Linked DNA regions of Homo sapiens: region 1 is linked to region 2. A link is an interaction called in ENCODE POLR2A ChIA-PET data of the cell type or tissue named here. Cell type or tissue: A673. All regions are shown on one strand. Links, peaks and the distances in the headings refer to the core of each region. The heading gives the core; the rest is flanking DNA. Region 1 overlaps CRY2 (cryptochrome circadian regulator 2). Region 2 overlaps PHF21A (PHD finger protein 21A).

Region 1 (6,502 bases), core at 807-5,806, 110 kb before region 2:
TAAAAAGGTAAGGGGGACATACCTGCCCACATTGCACCTAAGGCCTGCAGCCAGGCCTTTTGGGCTTGTCAGTCACCCTAAAAAAGGCACTGGTGGGTGGGGGTTGGGCTATGGCCCCTGGAAGGGCCTAAGTGTGTGCAGATAGTCCGGAGGAGGAGAGAAGACTCAATATCCAAGAGGGCAGAGCCAAGCACAGAGTGAACTGCCCACCAGAATGAAGCCCAGACCATCATGTAGAGCAGAAGGACAGGCAGAAAAGCAGGCCTCAGGTGTGACCCTAGAGGTGGCATATCCTCTGGCAGCTGGTGGACAGGGGCGAGGTCCCCAGGGTGAGAGGCATGGAGAGGGTGAGGCTGGAGCCAGTCTGAAGTGGAAGAGCATAGCTGCCCGCTCTGGAGCTGTGTCCACAGCATTCAAAAGGGGAGTCCAGGAACAGCAGTTGCCCATCAGTGATGGAGGGAGTGGTGTGGAGGGGCTGCACACAGGGCTGTGCTATACAGACAAGAAGCAAATAAGCCTGTGTTAACTGTCCCCAGAAGGAGAGAGGGCAACACAGTCAGCATTCAGAGGGATCACCTCATCTTGTGCCTATGTTTTTTGTTTCTGTTGTTTATTTAAGAGACAAAGTCTAGCTGTGTTACCCAGGCTAGAGTGTAGTGTGGCCTGATCACAGCTCACTGAAACCTCAGACTCCTGGGCTCAAGCAATCCCTCTGCCTCAGCCTCTCAAGTAGAGCTAATTTTTTACATTCTTTGTAGAGATAGGGTCTTGCTATGTTGCCCAGGCTGGTCTCGAACTCCTGGGCACAAGCAATTGTCCTGCCTTGGCCTCCCACAGTGCTGGGATTACAGCCGTGAGCCACCATGCCTAGCCGTTGTGTCTACATTTGTTTTTTTGTTTGTTTTTGAGACAGGATCTCATTCTGTCACCCAGGCTGGAGTACAGTGGTATGATCACAGCTCACTGCAGCCACAACCTTTCAGGCTCAGGTGATCCTCCTATCTCAGCCTCCCCAGCAGTTGGGACTATAGGTGCATGCCACCACACCTGGCTAATTTTTTGTATTTTTTTGTAGAAACTGGGTTTTTCCATGTTGCCCAGGCTGATCTCAAACTCCTGGGCTCAGGCCATCCACCCACCTCAGCCTCTCAAAGTGACAGATGCTAGCCACCACACCTGGCTGTATCTAGGTTTTTAAATGTTATCTCCTCATCCTTGCCATTATTGAGATTTTGTGGCATGGGATAGCTTTGCCAGTTTGGTGAGTAATCTTGTGACTTTAGGGAAGTCATTATTTGCTTGGAGGTCTGATTTCTTAATTACCTTATGGCCCCAGATCCAGGCTGTGTGTATAATTTATTCAACCAAAATCTAGACTGAGCATTTTTCATGTGTGCTGATAGGAAAATTCCTTTTGACTTTCTAGAAGGTGGAGCCAAACAGGGAACTCTTGAGGACAAGGAACATGACCAGTCTTGGGAAGTTTGAATCCTAGTGCAGAGTCCTGTGGTGAGGCCCCTTCCCACTGCCTGGCCCTCTGTAGCTTTCTTCTTGCTCAGAGCAGTGGCACAGTGCAGGCAGGGCCTGGGTGTTTCACATGCAGGCATGCTGTGCCACTTCTAGGGGATAGTCCCTCCACATCTGGCAGCTGAGCCACTAGGTCTTTGGAGGGCCCAGATTCCTTTGTAGAAGAGACCTGAGAGGCACCATGCTAAGAGCTGGGCGAGTGTTTGTATCCATGTGCCACCCCTACCTCTCAGGTGAAGCGGAACAGCACACCTCCCCTCTCCCTATTTGGGCAACTCCTATGGCGAGAGTTCTTCTACACGGCAGCTACCAACAACCCCAGGTTTGACCGCATGGAGGGGAACCCCATCTGCATCCAGATCCCCTGGGACCGCAATCCTGAGGCCCTGGCCAAGTGGGCTGAGGGCAAGACAGGCTTCCCTTGGATTGATGCCATCATGACCCAACTGAGGCAGGAGGGCTGGATCCACCACCTGGCCCGGCATGCCGTGGCCTGCTTCCTGACCCGCGGGGACCTCTGGGTCAGCTGGGAGAGCGGGGTCCGGGTGAGTGCTCTCTCAACGAAAAGCTGGCCTGTACCCTCTGGTCAGGCCCGTCAAAGGGCAGCCCCCTTCTGGGCTGAGGGATGAGGTGGGATTTCTGGGTCCAGGAGATCCCCTCCAGATCCTCTGTGGCTTGCCTTCAATGGAAGGGTTTTGGCTCCTGGGGGCACTGTGGTGACTTGGGAAAAAACATGGCTGCATGTCCCCAAGGAGGCTGATCATCCCCTCCCCTATCTAGGTATTTGATGAGCTGCTCCTGGATGCAGATTTCAGCGTGAACGCAGGCAGCTGGATGTGGCTGTCCTGCAGTGCTTTCTTCCAGCAGTTCTTCCACTGCTACTGCCCTGTGGGCTTTGGCCGTCGCACGGACCCCAGTGGGGACTACATCAGGTGAGGATACAGACCAGGCTCTCTGGCCTCTGACCACTGTGGCCTCCTACTAGGATGGGATACCCTGGGCCTTTTGAAGGAGGGTCTGGGTATGCTGATGGGTCATCTGGTGTATCTTATTTCAGGCGATACCTGCCCAAATTGAAAGCGTTCCCCTCTCGATACATCTATGAGCCCTGGAATGCCCCAGAGTCAATTCAGAAGGCAGCCAAGTGCATCATTGGTGTGGACTACCCACGGCCCATCGTCAACCATGCCGAGACCAGCCGGCTTAACATTGAACGAATGAAGCAGATTTACCAGCAGCTTTCGCGCTACCGGGGACTCTGTAAGGAGACAAACACCTAGCTCACTGAAGGGAAGGACAGCACCTACAGGCTCAGGGGGCCAGATGGGGATGTCCAGATACTTGCAAAGGGAGACTGAGTGCTGTCTTTCAGGTTGACACCTTCGCTGGGTATGGGACACTGCAGGCTGGGATGAACTGGGCCTTCCTGAGTAGTTGTGGGGCTGTGGGAGGAAATGGAACCTCAGTGTCTTGCTCCTACCCTCCCCACCCCCACTTGCTTCATCCTGCCCTGTAGCCCTCTGCAATCCTGCGAGACGGCACTCTGATTACTCCTCGCCTCTCTCCCAGGTCTACTGGCATCTGTCCCTTCCTGTGTGGAAGACCTCAGTCACCCTGTGGCAGAGCCCAGCTCGAGCCAGGCTGGCAGCATGAGCAGTGCAGGTGAGCAGCAGCAACCAACCTCCTGTGGCCTCCTGTGGCCTGTGCCACCACTTCAGTCATTCAGGACTGAGGCCAGAAGGAGGCCTTGCCCAGTGGAGCTTATATTCCACCTGGGGCAGTCAGATAGTAAAGAAACCAAGTTGGATCATTTCAGATAACAAGTGCTTTGGAGGAAAAGAAAGTTGAGTATCTTGACAGAGGGACTGGGAAAGAAGGATTTCTTCTGTGTCACTTGAGATTGGAGCAGTCAGGGAACACCTCTGTTAAGCAGAGACCCACGTCATGAGCAGGAGCCAGCCCTGCCACACACTGAGAAAATAACATTCCAGACAAAGGGAGTAGCAAGAAAAAGCTCACAAACAGTACCGAGCTTAGTCCATTCAAGGAACCGAAGGGAGGTCAGTGTAGCGGCATGTCCCAGTGAGGAGCTGGAATGAGATGAGGACAAGATACAGCATGAGCAGCATGTGGCAGGCCTGATGTCCGAGACGAGGACTAGGATTCAGCCTTCAGTGCACTGAAGGATGGTCAGTAGGGCAGGGCATGATTGGACTTAGGTCTGAAAAAGCTCCCTGGCCTGCTGGGTGGAGATTGGACAGTGTAGGCCGGAGCGGGCACAGGGAGGCCAGAGAGGAGGCAGCACAGACAGGGTGGTGGCCGCAAGGAGAAAGACTGGACAGATTCGCTGCATTCGGAGCCTCTTCCCTTCTTGGGGATGAAGATGAGTAACATGAGATGGGAAGAACACGGGTTTTTCTAGTTGGCCCAGCTAGGCTGCCTCCATGGGCAGCATGACTCCTCCACAGGGGCCCTGCTCTTTGCTGCTTGGGGAGGCTGATTCAGGGTTGCAGAGGGAATGCCTCACCTTCAAAGCAGGACAGCAGGCAGGCCAAATCAGTCTCTGGCCACAGCCCATGCCATTTGGGGCCCAAAAGCTGGTCCTGCTACCAGCAGGCCTGCTTGGTCATGTCCTCCTTGGACATTTCCAGGCAAAGTCACTGCTGAAAGCAAGGCCGAGGGGCAGGTCTGAGGAGCAGCATGCTGGCATTCCATTGATAAGTGTGCTCCCTGTCCCCTAAAGAGCTGCTGCTGCATAGTGTGGGATCATTTTGGCTGCATGCACAGTCTGTGTGACCCTTTGACACGCTTCCCTACAGGCCCAAGACCACTACCCAGTGGCCCAGCATCCCCCAAACGCAAGCTGGAAGCAGCCGAGGAACCACCTGGTGAAGAACTCAGCAAACGGGCCCGGGTGGCAGAGTTGCCAACCCCAGAGCTGCCGAGCAAGGATGCCTGAGAGTGAGTGACAGCAGCCTAGATTCAACCTCAGGAAGGAAGTTGGGAGTGGGGGGGCCTACTGCCCTGCCAGCTGCAGGTTGAAACATAGCAAACTAGATGAAAATCTGGTGGGACCACCCAATGCTCAGCCACTAAAGCTTTACCATTTTACAGTGGCAGCCGGGTTCCATCCTGGCTTAGGGAATGAGTACTTTCTGGTTGATATCTGTGTGACCTTTACCATTGGGCCGGCTATGGTGGCTCATGTATGTAATCCCAGCACTTTGGGAGGCCAAGGTGGGAGGATCGCTTGAGGCCAGGAGTACAAGACCAACCTGGCCAAACCAACATAGTGAGACTCCATCTCTAAAAACATAATAATAATAATAATAATAATCTGGTGGGACTGCATGACTTTTAGGATTTCAGCTCAAAAATCCCACCATTCTGACTTTTATCAGAGATTTAAAAGTCAAGCCCTTTTGTATTTTTTTGCCAGCTAAGGGAAAAAGGGAGGCATGGGGGCTGAGGGGTGGCGCTTTCTACCTATTAAAATGAGTCACACTCAAGAGAAAGAAAGCTGAGACCTGCGTGTGAAGCAGCGGGGAAAAGGCGCATTGCAGGGTCTGAGGCTGCTCCAGGCCCCCTGCTTTCCGACAGGCTGTGTTCTATAGGCCAGCCAGTGGAGGGCAGCACTGACCTTGAGAAGCCTGGACAGAGGGCTGTGCTGTGTCTTACTTGGCCCAGCCCTGCCTGAGGACCAGTAGACCCAGTCTGTCATCATCTTTGCCTTTTGCGGCCTCTCCTCCCTTCTCACCCATCCTGTGGCCTCAGCTCTGCACCTCCCTGGCAGCGCTCATCTTGGAAGCCTCCTGAATGTCATCAAAACACTGGCTTCTCCTTTCCCAAGGGAGGAAGGGCCTTTTATGCCACTCTTGGGGAAATGTAAATTCCTGTCCCCTCTGAGTCATCATCTCAAGCTGTTCCTTATGCACCATGTCTTCGTCATTAGATTGGAGGGTGATTTTTCTCCATGGAGCTGATAGGTTCTTTTTATCAGATCCCTCTTACTTCAGGGCCAGGCCGCAGCCATCTGGTTTGAGTGTCTGGATTTGTGTGCTCACTGAGATGGGCATTTGATGCCTGCACCCTTCACCTTTCCTGGGCTCTTTGACATAGACATTGCTGATGGACAGATGTGTGCTATCTTGTTCCTGGGAGTACCAGCAACCTACTACTCTCTCAGTTATCTCTTAGCTCTGTGATACTAAGCAAAGTTCATCCTGTATTACAAATTTGGAACTTGCCAGGCTGACACTCTGATTTTCGGATGAGAAGACCAAAGAACAGAGAGGTTAAATGTCTGGGTCAAGGTTGCTCAGTAAGCTAATGGTGTCCAATTCAACATGAAATTGTTGCCAGCAGGTGGGTGAAGAAGGGGGAGCATTAAACATATAAAATGTGATGTGCTGTCCATCCATAAGGATTGAACAGTCTGCTTAGATAAAAAGGAACAATAACCTAGAATTCCTGGACAAATGATACAGACTATACAAGCTTAGCAGAAGGCTGCTGGTGTGGTCTGGAACAATCAGGGAACATATCACAGAAGTTTGCGCTAGGGGGCCTGAAAAGTGAATTGGATTCAGGCAGTGAGCAGGGCGCTTAGGACAAGAAAAACAGCTGAAGGTTTATGTGATCTTGTACAAATGACTTAACTGCTATGGGACTCAGTTTCCTCACCTATAAATTAGGTTGCTGTTGCAAGAATTAAATGATTAAATCTGGGCCGGGCGCAGTGGCTCATGCCTATAATCCCAGCACTTTGGGAGGCCGAGGTGGGTGGATCACCTGAGGTTGGGGGTTCGAGATCAGCCTCATCAGCTTGGAGAAACCCCGTCTCTACTAAAAATACAAAATTAGCTGGCATGGTGACGTATGCCTGTAATTCCAGCTACTCGGGAGGCTGGGGCAAGAGAATCACTTGAACCCGGGAGGCAGAGGTTGCAGTGAGCCGAGATCGTGCCATTGCACT
Region 2 (5,000 bases), core at 1-5,000:
TTTTTATTAAGCAAACATCATGTATCTGTCCCAGTTGAAAACATTAAACAGACTGTTAAACAAAGAAACCTTGATCCCAGTAATATGCCATATAAACAACACATTCTAAATTACTGAAATGTGTAACTCATGAGCAGGACTTCTTTGCTGGGACAGGTTCTGTGGCGGTACACACGTTTGTTTAGGCAGAGTAGGGATTTAACTGCGTGGAGTGAAAAATTAATGTCAAAGTTCTTCAAACTTTCTAGGCCTTGCTCAAATCCAAGAGAAATGTGTTTCTGGATACCTTCATTATTATAATACACTTCAACAGCATGTAAGCCCCATGAGTGCAGGGGCTTATTTGGTTCACAACTATACTCTGCACTTATAACTATATTGCTGGCCCAACACGGTGGCTCATGCCTGTAATCCCAGCACTTTAGGAGGCCAAGGTGGGTGGATCACTTGAGGTCAGGAGTTCAAGACCAGCCTGGCCAACATGGTGAAACCCCATCTCCGCTAAAAATACAAAAATTAGCCAAGCATGGTGGCACACACCTGTAATCCCAGCTACTCAGCAGGCTGAGGCAGGAGAATTGCTTGAACCTAGGAGATGGAGGTTGCAGTGAGCCAAGATCATGCCATTGCACTCTGCACTCCAGCCTGGGTGACAGAGTGAAACCCTGTCTCAAAAAAAAAAAAAAAAAAAAAAAAAAACTATATTGCTCAGTAAATGTCCTTGTTCTCTTTACCTGATGTGTAAAGTGGTGGGACCAAAGACCAACAAATGGCTCATAAAGCATATAATAACTATTTGGGGCCATATTTGGGCTCTGACTCTCCTGCCCTAATAGGAGGAAGAAGGTATAAGCAGCATTCCTCTCATATCTCATACACTTTCAAGTTAGTTCATTAGCAGAGGTGTGCTATTTCTGATAAAAATAGATTGTGATTTTCTAATATAGATTATGAATGAAGAAAAAGAAGTGAATGAAGAGCTTTAAATAGTTAGATGAAACCATAAGAGCCAGGTTAATTCTCAAATGCCTGCTTATGGCTCTAACCAACTTCATCCCCCATATTCTCTGAAGAATCCAAATCTGTGGATTACTCATTTAACATATTTGAACATTAAAATATGTATAAAATGAATTTCTAAAATCTTTAAGTAAAAAAAAAAGTTCTCTTGAGAGTTGTTTGTTTTTATTTTTTGGTTTGTTTCTCTCTTTTTGTTTTTCTTTTTTTTTTTTTTTTTTTTTTTTTGGTTGTTTTGAAACAGGGTCTGGCTCTGTCACCCAGGCTGGAGTGCGGCAGCACAATCTTGGCTCATTGCCATTTCCACGCCCCAGGCTCAAGCGATCCTGTCACCTCAACCTACCAAGTAGCTGGGACTACAAGAGCGTGCTACCATGCCCAGCTAATTTTTTTATTTTTTGTAGAGATGGGGTTTCGCCATGTTGCCCAGGCTGGTCTCAAACTCCTGAGCTCATGCAATCTGCCCACCTTGGCCTCCCAAAGTGCTGGGATTATAGGCATAAGCCACCACGCCCGGCTGAGAGGTTTTTAGAAAAATATTTTTATTATTGATTCTTTTCAGACAACTAAAATATCATATAAAGGCCAATTTTGGGGGGAAAAATTCTGCTATGCATTATATTCTGCTAGCACTGCCTCTCTGAGTAAATATTTTTTTTTAAATGATGCAGAGTTTAAAGTCTTTGCAGAAACTATCTGCAGAATAATAAAAATGCAAATTAATAAAATATCAAATGCTTATAAAGTTAACTTTCAAGTCTTCAAAATTCTATTTCTCCAATATAAAAGGCAGAATAATTAAACTGCTGTAGTTTAGGAGAAGGCAAAGTAATAGCAGTGGTGCTGCAGATAATGTTGAGAATCTCATGTAAATTTTATTGCTTGGTGACTGCTAGAACATTTAGACATTTAAAAATTAAGTAATTATTTAGAGTTGCTTCAGTCCTCCTCCCCATCAGACATCAAACATATTAACGAACTAGCTAACGTGCAGCATCAGCAGCCAGAGAAAGGAACCCTAAGAGCTCTTACAAAACAAAAACAACAATAAAAAACCCAAAACAGATCAAATCAGAAGAAGGAGATAAATCAGGAGGAAATAATACAACATAAACATGACACCTGCCAAAAAATAAACTTTGGACAAAAACAGCACAGGAAACTAATTACTATACCAGTCACAAAAGGAAAGGGTGTTTTTTTCTCCTCTACAGCCATCCTTAGGAAACACAATGTGCTCTCCTAATCACTGCCTAGCTAAAGTACACTAGAAGCAAGAAACAAAGCCCAGAACCCATTTCCAATGTCATGTACAACAGAAGGGAACAGTAGGGAAAGCAGGAGCAAGGGATGCGGGCTAGAGTACTACTCTTCAGCCATATGGCTAGAGCAAGGTGACGACCAATCAGAACCAGAATCAGGAGCGTGGGAGTCAAGTGAGTCACACTGCATTCACAACTGCTCCTCCCCCAGGGCCTGAAACAAAGCCGTGGAAGCTTGGGGTGGGGGCTGGTGGGGGGACATGATCAAAATACTTGCAAACTTACATCAGTCCTTGAGAGGAGGGAAAAAAAAAAGGAAAAAGAAAGAGAGCTCTGCATTACAGGTCAGATCATATGAGCTGGGTAAAGCTTTCTTTAAAAGATAGCGTTGGTATGTCAAACTGCCACTCAGAAATGAATTGTCCCTTACTCCTTGCTGTGTTCACCAGATTAGAATACTGCGTGTGTGGTTATACATGTCTGTTGCTATCTGTGAAAAAAAAAAATTTTTAAATCAAGATTTTGAGGAAGCACTGATGCCCTCTGTCACTTAAATATAGATGACTGCACTTAGAAACCAGTAACTGAAAGCCAGGTGAGCTCTGCAGCAGAGGTGCTCCTTAGGTGTGGAGGCCCTGCAGGCTCTTCCAAGGACTGGGAGTAAAGGAGAGTTGCTGTGCATATTAGCTGGCTTTTCTAAGTCTCACAATCCAGTCTCGTTCTAGTTCAGTCTTGCAGCTCTGGCAAACACAGCACTCAAATGACTTCAGAGGGACCCCGGATTTAGGTCAGTACCACTTCTGGGTGGCAGCAAGAGAATACGGCGAAAATATCTCAAAAACCCTAGCTGTGTGGTATCATCCAAGGTTCTCACTGCTCCCTATATAAAGGATATCCTCTCATCTCCACAGGAGATGAGCCTATATTTTTACTACTATGTGTTTTAAATGAAGACGTCATGACTGCTGCTGGTCACTGACGAAGGTTATACTGGCATACATGATTTGATATTTTCAAAGGTATTCACATATAATGGAGATCTTTAAATGTAGCTAACTATATTGGAACATTATCCTGAAGCTTTGAGAAAGGGCTAAATTTCACAAACTGGCCATTCATCATTCACTGATAAGTTAATGAGAGTTAAAAGAGAGGGAAAAAATCAGGGAAATGAAAAAAGAAAGCTGGAAAGAACAAAGACGGAAGGGAGAGAGGGAGAAAAAATTAATAACTTATCATCTTTTCTTCTTAATATATTTCTATAAACAATAAGCCAACATGCCAGGCCTCCAGAACTGCTAGTACCGCCCACTTCAATCCATCTGTCAAGAACTGCTCCATAAACCCAGCATGTAACAAGGAGCCTTAGATTCCCTTGACATTCGCATCACTGGGTTTCATCAGGGCTTGTTCAGGCAGAAGAGTTCACAGAGCCTCTGACACTTCAAGTCACAGTTTCCAAGACAGGTAGTCACGGTGATCAATATTGTGACATTCAGCGATACTATCAACGTGTTCACACGACAGCAAGACAGATCCTGAAGAAAAATACGGAATTTTATAGGTCTAATACAACAGAAAATCAGGTTCGTTTTTCCACCGTTTAAGTCACGTTCCATGGCTTTTGTCAACAGAGAAGGGAGACGGAGAGACGGAAGGACTGCCCCCACCCAATCAACCCACCAGTTTATTCCTATCAAAAATTGCTCCCACAAATTTTAGAAAGCTTCTCTCAAAAGAAACTCCAAGACCCTGCCCTCCACAACTGGATGTCAGTGCTGCAAGTCTCTGCTTTTTCACACATTCAGTCACTCCACTGGTTTGTGCTCTACATGGCAGTATCTGTTGCGTATCAATTATTAGAGGGCCACACCCACTCAAGACATCTTCTTACACAGTATTGCCTTAAAGATGCATCCTTTTATTCCTTCCATGAATCAACATGCAATTTAAAAATACAACCTTCACTCTTTATACCAGAGGCTGATAGAGACTTGTAACTTTTCACAAATGCAGAAAGGTATCAAATCTTACTCAAAATCTTTCTGGGTCTTCAGACACACCAATTGCTCAAAATGAAACCAAGGATACTAAATTTTACGCGTATGGAAAAACTAACCTGGAGAAATGTTTATTTGTTGATGAGATCAGAACTTACTCAAAGAGGAAAAAAAAGACTTTCTACCGTCTAACTAAAACTCAGCCACTGCATTGATAAGTCACACCAATATTCATCAACGCTGAGGATGCAGGAAGGAGACAGGGCAGTCTTCAGAATGTGCCACAAAATTATCCTCTAAAGAAGAGGGGATGTGTTACTGTCATAACATTAGAGACAAAATTACAATCTAGAGTAAAATGTATGTATTGTTTAATGGAAACAGAAACTAAGTGAAGATTTCACCATTTTATGAACAAAAACACAGAATGCCATTTTATGGACAAACACACAGAAGAGAAACTCAAGATAAACTCCCTCCTTAATGCAAGTAAAATTCAATAAGAGAATCTGCACTGGAGTTATTGGAGGGGATAGTCCAGGCAAGACACAGGATAGAATTCTAACAGAGGAAGACAGGGAGGAATACTGGTGGCAGAAGCTATAAAAATATACTTAGCTAAAATAATTGCACTTTCTTCATTTTGTAAGATACTAGAAAGTTTTCCCCAGACTCTCTGAGATTCACAAAGAATTAGACAAATAGTTTCTTTCCCTTTTTA

The links. Peaks named below come from ENCODE experiments on the same cell type or tissue, not always from the same donor. Only the 100,000 strongest peaks of a DNase experiment are listed, where the experiment ranks them.
Region 1: POLR2A ChIA-PET joins it to region 2 with 10 read pairs; 4 of 35 experiments call an interaction of 5 or more read pairs at or near these places.

Annotation. Positions count from the first base shown.
Region 1 is chr11:45,867,746-45,874,247 of GRCh38, forward strand. It overlaps CRY2 (cryptochrome circadian regulator 2), which reads left to right. Exons shown (of 12, transcript NM_021117.5): 6 at 1-7; 7 at 1,761-2,072; 8 at 2,308-2,459; 9 at 2,585-2,787; 10 at 3,097-3,189; 11 at 4,347-4,488. The coding sequence ends at 4,486. Among named protein-coding and RNA genes, the nearest start is that of MAPK8IP1, 15 kb to the right of the region's middle. In A673, for the core only: a CTCF peak has its summit at 5,150 (motif pointing right); a DNase peak (open chromatin) is centred at 5,296; H3K27ac peaks cover 1,693 bases.
Region 2 is chr11:45,980,721-45,985,720 of GRCh38, forward strand. The region is part of intron 6 of PHF21A (PHD finger protein 21A); the gene reads right to left. Among named protein-coding and RNA genes, the nearest start is that of LARGE2, 61 kb to the left of the region's middle. RefSeq lists enhancers at 922-1,819, 2,318-2,612. In A673, for the core only: no CTCF peak of the experiment used is centred there; DNase peaks (open chromatin) are centred at 2,451 and 3,631; H3K4me3 peaks cover 1,261 bases; H3K27ac peaks cover 3,254 bases.